Linked DNA regions of Homo sapiens: region 2 is linked to region 1. A link is a contact called in ENCODE Hi-C or POLR2A ChIA-PET data. All regions are on one chromosome and are shown on one strand. Each heading gives the region's core, a stretch centred on a gene start or an enhancer-like site at or near the end of the contact. The rest is flanking DNA. Distances are from core to core; before and after follow the strand shown.

The links. Hi-C counts contacts between places; a loop is a spot of excess contacts on that map. ChIA-PET counts read pairs that join two places held with the same protein, here RNA polymerase II (POLR2A). Pooled maps may share reads with other maps.
Region 2: a loop to region 1 is called in a map of gastrocnemius medialis, with 5 times the contacts of the local background. The contact joins the enhancer-like site here to the promoter of MAB21L1 in region 1. A Hi-C loop is called at or near these places in 7 of 168 maps with a recorded cell type or tissue (IMR-90, chondrocyte, gastrocnemius medialis and 2 more) and 11 of 50 pooled maps. POLR2A ChIA-PET finds 5 or more read pairs at or near these places in 2 of 52 experiments (BJ and SK-N-SH).

Annotation. Positions count from the first base shown.
Region 1 is chr13:35,474,500-35,480,511 of GRCh38, reverse strand. MAB21L1 (mab-21 like 1) reads left to right here and starts at 3,823. Exons shown (of 1, transcript NM_005584.5): 1 at 3,823-6,012. The coding sequence starts at 4,374. The coding sequence ends at 5,453. The region is part of intron 41 of NBEA (neurobeachin); the gene reads right to left. RefSeq lists enhancers at 941-1,737, 4,251-5,247.
Region 2 is chr13:35,955,834-35,961,845 of GRCh38, reverse strand. The region is part of intron 3 of DCLK1 (doublecortin like kinase 1); the gene reads left to right. Among named protein-coding and RNA genes, the nearest start is that of DCLK1, 170 kb to the left of the region's middle. Within about 2 kb of position 2,190, at least 2 of the 41 ENCODE cell types and tissues checked have a DNase peak (open chromatin) inside an H3K27ac peak, as active enhancers do.

The DNA.
Region 1 (6,012 bases), core at 2,574-5,073:
CTAGCAGCTAGCAGATAATGAAAAAACACCAAACAATATCTATATAAGCACTTAACATGTATGTGCATATCCTTTAACAGATACCTTTTTTCCAGATGAAAGGTTACAATTACTGAGATTTGTGAACATGCAATTCAAATTTAAATCAGGTTTTTTTCGAAAACAAAGAAATATTGCATTCTTGTATTTCTCAACATAACAGGGTTTTTCTTTAAGCTTAATAATGACACTATTTATGAATTACTTTGTATATCCCATATAAGTAAGCAGGTCTGCAGAAGTGGAGACAAGTTATTTAGGAAATACTACTTGAGGCAAAGTTGTTTTGCCACTGTTATTTCGAACGCTTCGAAGTGTTAAGGATCACAATATTTAATTATTTTATATTCACTAATACTACTAACATTTATGATAATGGTGTGCTATGTCCTTATTGCTTTTTTTTTTTTTTTTCCTAACTGGTACATTTTAAATCGAGCCTGCCTCATAAACTAAGTAAATGCAATGTAAAAGTCAGTTAGGCATTAAAATTCTAAATACCATTCAATATAAGCATTTCAAACTATCATTAAATCATGAGATTCTTGAGATTTTTTTCCTTCAATTAGGCCAGTTTTCCTCAATTATCATTCTATTATTAGCTCATGTCAAAGATGTCTGCATGCCTACCACTGAAAACAATTAAGTATTTACATCCTAAAGCATGACACACACACAATTTTATTCTAGTAGCACTGAGTATATTTACAACAAAAAATATTGCAAGACTGGTATAACTGGAGTTTTTTAAAAAAACTTTTCACATTAATACATAAATGTATATTAAGCCATCTCTATGTACTACATAATCATTTGACATAACTAGTTTAATAGGTCAAATGATATTTTTTTAAAATTCACTGAAAAATAGTTAAATATATTACTCCCATAAAATAAATATATCCCCCAAGCCTAGATTAAAATCGGCTGAACTGCACAAAAATGTACTGTTATTTGCAATCCCTCTCTATAGGTCATTTCCATAAAAAAATTTCGGGGATGGAAAACACGCTTCTCCGAATAGCTTAATTCTCGCTTCAACAATGAGGGGCGTCTACGATCACTGAAAGGATTCAGCTACAGAAGGCAATTCATTTCACGTGTTCAGTGTAATAGAAAATCACTGTGTTGCAGCAACAAGCAGTACTTGCACTAGAGTATTATTCATTCCAGGGCGCCCAGTTCACCCACAGTGATAATCGCGGACCGGTGAATCCTATGTTATGTAAATCACCTTCAGCTCCTTGTGTGAGGGGTGCTTAAGGAAGCAGCTTAGAAAACACAGTCCTGGCGTCCTTTAAACTAAATGACTTCACTTTCCTGAACACTCTAGATCTAATGAGTTTCCTAGTATACCTTTTCTCACCATCCATTTTTCTTTCTCAAAGTGCAAATCGTTAGTGAAAAGGCGCTGGTTGCACCAATTAGTTTGCACAAAGTGCTTCGGTGTTTAGCTTCGCTTTAACCCAATTAAGCTGCACAGTGAGCCCCGAAGATGCGCCACCTGCGCGCCTGGCTCCAGCCAGGCCCGACCGGCATCCCTCGCAGGCCCGCGTCCTTCCCGTTGGACCCACTTAAGGTCCCCCGAACAGCCCTGGGGCCTCCCCGTCCTCGGCTGTCTCACGTCCTTGACAACCAAGGGTGTTCTGCAGGTGGCCCAAGAAGGCAAGGGGCGAGGTCTTGGGGCAAGCATCTCTGGCCTGAACCCAAGGGAGAGAGCGCAGGGCGCAGGGGCCCGCGGCTGGGGCTTGGCTGCGACCACACCTGGGCCGGACGTGGGCGGTGCAGGCTGAGGGGTGCGTGGGCAGACCGTGGTCTGGAGCAGACGTGGAGAGTAAGCCGGGACACCAAGTAAGGTTTTCAAATAAGCTCACGCAGAAATAAAGCGTAGCGATCTTGAGCCCAGAGAGGAAAGTAAGAGGGCACGGGAATGCGGAGCAGCGAGAGAGAGGCGGCGAGCGGACGGCACAGGGCCACACGCGCCGGGTGAGGGCAGAAGGCGGCGTTTCCCCAGAGACCACTGCACATCCTCGCCGTCGTGGCTGCAGGTTCTCCGGCTCTGATGGGTCTCCCCTCCAACTGCCAAAAGGTAGTGGTGCATTCACCCGCGATGACGGCAAAGTGGGGAGGGGTTTTTTGGGTGTTCCCAGACCCTGCTCTTAAGGGGATGGAAGGTTCTTGGGAAATAGAGTAGCTGGGTGCCACGCACCCCAATGTATACTATTTTCAGCTAAATTGGAATCTATCACTGTTGGATAAGGAGAAATTAAATAATAGGTGGTTTTGTGATGCTGTGCCTGTGCAAAACAAAACACACAAACAAAAATCAAAAGCTTAAGTAGCAAGTGGGAGCCCTGAAGAATATCTTGTTAAAAGTGACTCTGAAAGTGTCTACAAACATGTTACCGGGAGTTATAGGATTTGACGGGAAATATTCTTAATTGGAAAGACGTGGCATCTAAATTAAAGGTAGACAATTAAAAAAATCCACCTAGTTTTAAAAACCACAACGTAACCACTAAGTAGTATTTCTTTAGTTTCCTGTACTTTGAGGACACAACTGGACCACCAACTAGAAAAAAAAATTCCTCCTCCTGTTTCCAGGTTCCAAAATTCAGAAATGAAATGATTTATTTCATTTTTGTTTTCAAAATGATGTTTAAATCCAAAAAACCCCCCAGATAACTGCAAGTTAATTTTCTTTGCAAATGTTAACCATTTTCCCTTAATTAAATCACACGAAATAGTATAAAATTAGAAGTCTACTGCCAGGTCACCACTTAAGGACACTTAAGACAGGAGATATATCCTTAATTATACATCTGTAAACAAGCCAGATACCCCAAACCTTCAATTTTTCGGGATAGTTATCTGTGAGGAAGCTTGATCTCTATGATCTCACCTGAATTTTATGTACTAAAATACAGGTCACTATGAAATAACGCTAAAGTACTCTGTCCATCCCACAGACAATTTATTTTTCAAATGTTTCTATAAGTGCATATATAGCGTTGTGTCCTGCTTGTAATGCTGGGCAAGTCCACCAAAGTGCAAAGACTGCATCTGCTGGGGCAGAGGGATGTACGAAATATTTTTTAAATATCCTAACTTAAACAGGGGTAGAACATCTCACACACTCAGCAATAATTTTCAGATTCAACAAATGGAGAAAAGAAAAAAACATAAGTAAAAAAAGAGCATACTACCTCCATAACGTTTCAAAAAATCATTTTAACATATAGGAACATCCAGAATGAGAAAATTACACAGGTACTCCTCCATCTAAAGCCAACTTCCATATGCCAGTAGTCTGCATGAAAGAACAAACTTTCAACCTGCATTTAAGAAGACCCCAAGGATTAACAGACGTTAATTATCTTACTCTAAATGCAAGTTAGTGATTTTGTTTTAGAAAACCCCGTCAAGATCACTAATTGATGGATGCCCATTAATACACCTGTATTTGCATTTCAGCGGTAAAAGACAAGCAGGTTTTCGGCACAGAAGAGAGCCGCTTTGCCAAGTCTTTTCAAAACGTCAATATGCTTCAAGTAATACCAAAGCTGAGAGATTCCTCTTGATTTCCAAACTGTCTAGGTGGCCTGAGTGGTTTTCCGCCGGCAGCAGCCTCCTACCTTTAGTTTGTGTGCCTATATCCATGAGTGGGGATTAATTAGCCGGGTTGGAGCTGAAGGAGGCTGTCGTGACGAGCCCAGTGGCGATTGGCCGCCCGCCTGCCTGGCCCTGCCTTTATAATTTCCACACGAGTGCATCTGGGCTCTTAGACAAACCAACAGCAGCTTCTTCTGACATATACACACGCACACTCACCCCGGACACACACTCAGCACACTTTTCCTCCATTTGATTAACAGTGCTGCACACACAATGATTACGGGAAAGCGCAAATAAATACGGAAAGGGGTGCTTATTTTGACTACTGGAAGAGCTTTGCTGGGTCTCAGCGCAACTTTTGTTTTTTATTCCTGAGAAGGTGATCTCTCCATGCGGTTCTCTCACACAAGGATTCTTTAAAAGAGGAAGAGAGACAAGCAGAGGGGGGAGGACAGTCTTTCACTTTAAGAACGGCTGGGCTCAAAGATAAAAGGAAGGGAAAAGCAGCAGCAGCAGCAGCAGCAGCAGCAGCAGCAGCAGCAGCAGCAGCAGCAGCAGCAGGGAAACCAACGCTGCAGCACTTCCGAAAGGCATTTTTGATCCATTTCTGAGTGTTGCGGCCCGTTTCTCCACCGAAGTTGGCTCCAGCTCTAGCAGCCGCATTGGATCCCACAGCTTACTGCGAGACTCCGGTGTACAATCCGGATCTCTGCCCCAACATGATTGCGGCCCAGGCCAAGCTGGTCTACCATCTGAATAAATACTACAACGAAAAATGCCAAGCCAGGAAAGCTGCCATTGCCAAAACTATCCGGGAAGTCTGCAAAGTAGTTTCCGACGTACTGAAGGAAGTGGAAGTGCAGGAGCCGCGGTTCATCAGCTCTCTCAACGAGATGGACAATCGCTACGAGGGCCTCGAGGTCATCTCCCCCACCGAATTTGAAGTGGTGCTTTATCTCAACCAAATGGGGGTGTTCAACTTCGTGGACGATGGCTCACTGCCCGGCTGCGCGGTGCTGAAGTTGAGCGACGGGCGCAAGAGGAGCATGTCCCTCTGGGTGGAATTCATTACCGCCTCCGGCTACCTCTCGGCGCGCAAAATCCGGTCCAGGTTTCAGACGCTGGTGGCTCAAGCGGTAGACAAATGTAGCTACCGGGATGTGGTAAAGATGGTGGCAGACACCAGCGAAGTGAAACTGAGAATCCGAGATAGGTACGTGGTGCAGATCACGCCGGCCTTTAAATGCACCGGGATCTGGCCGAGGAGTGCTGCCCACTGGCCACTTCCCCACATCCCCTGGCCGGGACCCAACCGGGTGGCGGAGGTCAAGGCGGAAGGTTTCAATCTCTTGTCCAAGGAGTGCCACTCCTTGGCCGGCAAGCAGAGCTCGGCGGAGAGCGACGCCTGGGTGCTGCAGTTCGCGGAGGCAGAGAACAGACTGCAGATGGGGGGCTGCAGAAAGAAGTGCCTCTCCATCCTCAAAACCTTAAGGGATCGTCACCTTGAACTGCCGGGCCAGCCCTTGAACAATTACCATATGAAGACTCTGGTTTCCTACGAGTGTGAAAAGCATCCCCGAGAGTCGGACTGGGACGAGTCTTGCCTGGGTGATCGGCTGAACGGGATTTTGCTGCAACTTATCTCCTGCCTGCAGTGCCGGCGGTGTCCCCACTACTTTCTACCGAACTTAGATCTGTTTCAAGGCAAACCTCACTCAGCTCTGGAAAACGCTGCCAAACAAACGTGGCGACTGGCAAGAGAGATCCTGACCAACCCGAAAAGTTTGGAAAAACTTTAGAGGATGATTTAATCAAGAGCCGAAATTATTACCCTTCTCAAAGTCCTTATTAAGTGTAAACTTCTGTTCAATTCCTAATATTCCACTCCGCAGTGCAAACAATCTCTTCCTTTAAAAAGGAATAATAATACAATATTTAAACATCATCTCACCCACCCCCACAAGGGGAGAAAAAGTAGGGGAAGCGGATGGAGAAAAACCCAAAGCCACTAGTATTAGAAGACTTCTTTCCACACGATTTCCTATCTCCCTTGAAAAGTACACCGTAACACTCCGTAAACAGCCCAGCTGTAACGCCAGACCGAGACGAACACTCTGCCTAACTATCAAAGGATTATAGCAATCCTGGTGATTTAGGTGCATCTGTCTGTGAGTAAACACGATTTGGATATGCCATCTGAAAGAAACTGTAATGTATATTTTGATTTGTAACAAATATTGTGATCTCACATTGTCTTTGAAAGTGTGGATGTTGGTGTTTTGTGATTTGGTGAACAGAACTTAAATTGCCATTCTGGATACTTCCAGACATTTTCCACTAACAAAGATATCATTTAAA
Region 2 (6,012 bases), core at 941-3,440, 480 kb before region 1:
TAACACGTTGAAATTTGTCTAAATCAGAAACAAGGAGAGAACTTTAATTTTGAGATTTGCGTTGAATAACTATGCCTTTTTTGTGGTTTTAAACCTTTAAATTGCTGTTGATTGTGGTAGTTCATGCTTAGATCTCATTTCCTTTAGCATCAAGGAAGTTATGATTGGCGTGGACAAATGTTTCAGCCTTGAGGGAATTTTCAATCATCTACTTGTCAGGTACTTGAAAAGAATATTATTTCAGGGGATGCAAGGGGAAAGTTCATCTTAATTTAGTTATTGCACTGTATTCTTCACATGTAAAAGAAAAATGGATAATATACAGAAGGAAAGAAAATACAATTTTCATGCACTTTGGTCAATGTTGATTGCAGTTTGAATGCCTTATGGTTGTCTGAATCTAACAGCTGTTAGACCAGAATAATTTTCAATGTAAAACCAGTACAAGGAAAGGACAAACTGGAAACCACTGATTTATTTTGCTCTCTCTTCCATGGTAGTTGACTCTGAGAGTAATCTTGGAAGTTTATGTTTCACCAACATTAACTTAAGGGCTATACTGCTATTATTTGCTTTTCTCTGAACACTTGCATTGGGCCTGACATGTCCATGCATTATCTCATCAAATTCTTTCAATCATCCTGGGAGGTAGATGCAATATTATCCTCCTTCTCTCTGTGAAGGAATGTGTTGAGTAGGTGACTCAAGTCTCCCATTCATGGAATTGAGTTTTAAACTTAAGTTTCTCTGACTCCAGAGCCTATACTCAAAACCTCTATTATATGCTGTTCTATATTGCTGCATTGTTTAAAGTGAATTGGAATAGAAAAATATGTAAACATGAGCACGTTCTCATCCAAACAACAAAAGCATCTTCCTGTGCTAGGTAGATGTTCTGTACATAAATGGACTGGACCACTAGGGACATTCAGAGCCAATCATGACATCGTAAGAGAAGGCCATCAGTAATATGAGACAAGTTTGTAGAAGAAAAAAAGAATCATGTCAACTCATTCCTGATTTGTGAGAAACCCAATAAATAAAAATCAACCATTAGAAATTATTTGTGGAAAGCTCTGATTTTTTTTTGGCCAGGCATGGTGGCTTATGCCTGTAATCCCAGCACTTTGAGAGGCTGAGGCAGGAGGACTGGCTTGAGTCTAGGGGTTCAAGACCAGCCTGGGCAACATAGTGAGACCCCATGTCTACAAATTTTAAAAATTAGCCAGCTGTAGTGGTGAATGCCTGTAGTCCCAGCTCCTGGGGAGGCTGAGGCAGAGGATCACTTGAGCCCAGGAGGTTGAGGCAGTCCAGCCTGGGCAACAGAGACCCCATCTTTAAAATAAAGTAAACAAACAAATGAATAAATAAAACAATAAATAATCTGATTTTTATCCTTTCACTCTGATGTCCTAAACCCCTTTTCCCCAGATTGCTGAGTTTTATTTACTCTGCTTCCTTCCAACTAAAGCTAACATTTCTAATAGTTTTAAATGGCCCTGGTGGTTTTTTAACATTTGGGCAGAGAAGATGTGGCCAGAAGGAAAATTACTGCACATGGTGGATTTTTATTTTTAGAGAGAGAGTATTCATTTTTAAGGTGAAGTTGGTAGCTTTTGAAACCATGATTTGCCCTTGCAGCCAGAGGATGGATTAAGGGGGGAGAAAGGGAAGTAGAAGGAGCTTCTTGGCTTTATTGGAGGGGTTTAGTTTTACCTCTGCTGAGCTGGTAACATTTGCTCTGAAATTTCCTGTTATAGATTCTCCACTTTTTTTCTCTCCTCCTCTCTCCAGGAAAAGGAAAGGGATAGTCATGATGATCAAGCATTGGGGAAGAGAGGAAGGACACAGAAAACAATCTGTTGACTAACACAACCCTTTCCCAGGACAGGAATGTAAGCACATGTAGATGCACTCATGTACATGTGCACATAAACATGCACACACAGGTGCACACACACACACACACACACACACACACACACACACACGACTTGCTGTATTGGTTTTTTCATGAGCTCTAATTTCTAGGAGTGGTGGGTCTTGATTGTGCCCTACCCTGCCTTTGGAAATTACAGGAGCTGAAGTGTCCGGAAGCTGGTAGTCTCCCCTGAGATCATAGAAACAGCCAAGAGTACTGGCTCTGCACATGTTAACCATGGCTGCTGGAATTCTCCCCTGGAGACTACAAACTGCCTGCCCACGGGTTGAATCCAGGACATGGACATGTCTCATTTGGAATACACAATGTTTTTTATAAAACACGATTTTATCACCAACTTTTTAAAAATCAGGGGCTTTCAAATGAAAATCTGATTTCACTCTCTCACAGAAAATTAATCAATCTGGCCTACTTTCCTGCATGACAAGTGTTGAGCTGCCCCATTTATAGGTGGGGGGGTGTTCCAGGTCAGTGCAGTCCCCATCAATTTCCTACTGTCTGCCTGTGTTAATGGCCAGTGATCGCCCTGTTTGCATGGTGTTTTATTATGCCTGGCCCACTTCACTGTGTATGTTACCTGCCAGGTCTCTGTAGGTGTTTGAAGTCATGATGCTTTATGCCTTAGTTCATGCTTTGTGGGGAGATGGAAACCAGCCCCATGTTACTCACTCAACTCTAGATTTAAATAGAAAAGAATTAATTGTAGATGCTCTAATATACATAGTATACAATGAAGACAAAGAGGAAATATTGACCTAAGGTGTTTTCATCACCATATATAATTTTTAAGAGGCCATTAAGAATCAAGTTTGTATTCGTAGTTGTGTACCCACATCAGAATTTATTTGTAAAAACGTAATGTCTTGAAACCAAGCTTTCATTTTGAACTGTACTTTTTTTTATCTTACTATTGCCATCTCTCTCAACCTTTTATTAGCTGTGTTTAGATCTTAATACAATTATGCAAAAACAGTATTATTATTCAAACAATTCCAGAGAATGTTTCCATTTATAATTTTAAGAGCTCACTTGCTCTCAAATATATTTTTGGAAGAACAAGCATCTTTCTCCAATATTTTGGAAGCCATGTAAATGTCTTTAGTAGCTGCATTTAAGTATGGGTGAAAAAAGTAAATTTATTCCTAAAATAATTTTAGAATTCTAGGTTGCATTTGTACTGAATATCACTGTGTTTTGTGAGCAAAACACAGACTAATATGCTGCACAGAACACTCAAGAGACAAAAGGCTCTGTCCTCAGCTCATTTAGAACAAAATCCAAAGTTTTGTAAGGGCTCCCCTTATGGAGATAGTGGTGTTGATGGAAATGATGGTGATAATGGTAGTAATGGTGGTGGTGGTGGTATTGGTAGTTATACTGCTGTTGGTGGTACAGTAGTGGTGATGGTGGTGGTAGTGGTGGTGATGGTTATAGTGGTGGTGATAGTGGTTATAGTGGTGATGGTGTTGTTATAGTGATGATGGTGGTGGTGATGGTTATAGTAGTGGTGCTGGTGGTAGTGGTGGTTATAGTGGTGACGGCAGTGATAGTCATAGTAGTGGTGGTGATTGTTATAATGGTGGTGGTGGTAGTGGTGTTTATTATAGTGGTTATAGTGGCAGTGATGGTGGTAATGGTTATAGTAGTGGTAGTGGTGGTGGTGATGATGGTGGTTATAGTGGTGGTGGTGATGGTTATAATGGTGGTGGTGGTAGTGGTGGTTATAGTGGTGATGGTGGTGATGGTTATAGTGGTGGTGGTGGTGGTTATAGTAGTGGTAGTGGTGGTGGTGATGGTGGTTATAGCGGTGGTGATGGTTATAGTAGTGGTGGTGGTGCTAGTGGTTATAGTGGTGATGGTGGTGGTGGTGGTAGTTGTGGTGTGTGATGGTGATGGTGATAATGGTGGTGGTGGTGGTGGTTATAGCAGTGATGGTGGTAATGGTTGTAGTAGTGGTAGTAGTGGTAGTGGTGATGGTTATAGCAGTGGTGGTGGTGACGCTAATAATCATTTTGGAAATGTCAGCTTTGTGGGATTGTTGTTGTTTGAAAAACATCATTTACTTAAGAAGACTAATTTGCACTGTATAAAAAATGCCTTTTAATCTCAAGTTATATATGCAGAGAAGTAGATTCAAACAAGAAATAAAAATATTTAAAGCAACAGACTCAATACTTTAACGTTAAGTGACCTTTACAAATGTTCCTGGCAAAAGCATACTTCCATGGCTTTGGGAATATTATTTTACACAATCTCAGGCAGCAAGCCAGTGCACAAGAACATACCAGGCAAAGTGATTTATCTTTATGTTTTTAGCTCTCAAATATATGCCAATACTTTTGATACTTATAATTTTCTTGCAAAACTTTTTAATAATCTGATTTTACCAAAGAGTCCTTGTGAGAAATTGATGTAACATCATGTGTCAAGTCTCTCTTAGGGCCTCACACATCATAGGTCTCAGCACTCATCCCAGGCTCCTTCTAAAAAACATCAAGAGGGAAAGTCATAGCACCAGAATGCATTTGTGTGCATGTTGAGTAAGAGTCAACAAAATTATAAGAGAACAATGAGTTGCTTTAAACACATTTTTAAATCCTGACTCTATCTGAGGATGTTGCCTGACACAGATTTTATGGGTTGGGTTTGGTTCTCTGGGTTTGAAGCCTGACTTTTGTAACTTTATCTGCATGCCAAGATTCCTGTAAAGCACCTTACACTAGCTGATTAGTGACTCTTTCCCTTTGCTCCAAGTTTATTTTGCCCCAAACCTATTCTATTAATGGTGTTTTGTAGGCTTATAAACACTTAGTAGGAGAATCTCAGAGCATCATTTCTTTGTTCTTCATCTTGACTTTTCAAAATAGTGACCACCCTAACAAAGAACATACAATAAACTGATACAAGAATAAACATTTGAAAATCTTTTTTGAAGGTATAGTTATTTGCAAAGTTTTATATGAATGCTTTTGAATGGACTGAATCCAGGCCAGAGGAGCATTTTGTATGGGTTTACGTAGTACCACAGATTTTATTTTTTAATTGGAAATGTTAAATTTACAACAATTCTTCCTATTAAAATTTTTTAGAGAAAGTAATGTGGGAGCAGAGTGCCTGATGCTGCTTGCTTTGGACAGGGCATTTATGATCCAGTTTGCCACTGATGATGTTTTTTTTGTTTTGTTTTGTTTTTCCCCAGCCTTCGCTCATCCATATTCCCTACCTATCCCTGGTTGGTCCTGTGTTTATGACTCCTGCTATGAACACCTCTTGGCATTGGTGATGAGAACTTGAAGTGTTTCTCAGAATGACTTGAAGATAGCGTTATGTCCAATATCACTCCCCAGGCATTAAGCAGAGAACCAGCCATATGTTCAGTGCCACATTTTACCCCTTAAGGATCTCCAAAATATTCTGTATTATGTGGCTTCATGTTTCTCTTCATAGTTTTATTTCTTCTTTTTCCAATTATCACAGTAAGATGTTTCTGCCTAATTAGAAACCATGCCACAATGTTAACTACCTACTTGCATGAATCTTTTGTGCAATAGAATATAAGTTTGCCTCTCAGCAATAGAATATAAGTTTGATCTTTTCCTATCCCTGAAAATAATGAGTTCAATCAGATGGCTCAGATAAGCCAATTTCCTGGGCTTGGTCACCCTTAATCTTGAACACTCATCTTAAGGTAATTGATTTAGGTTAGCTTCTGGGTTCAGACCAGAGTTTATTTGTATCCTCTCCAGAGAAACTACTGTGTCACAGTTTTTATTTTCTTGGACTATCCTTTAATTCCTTAAGTGAAAGAGGGGCAAGTAGGTGAGCTATTCTAAAAAGGAGGTAGACAACAGTAAAGGATGTCTTAATGAGAGAAACCAGAGGAATAGGACTGATGTGGTATTAACTTGGCAAAAGACCAGGATTGGAAACCTTCTAAGTAAACTCTATTCTTCATACCTCTCTTTCCCAGATATTTAAGTTTAGTATTCTATTCTTAAATAATAGCCCCAAATCACTCAGACAGATGGTCACTCAGAGACCTACCTACTATGCCTTACTAGTATCAGCAC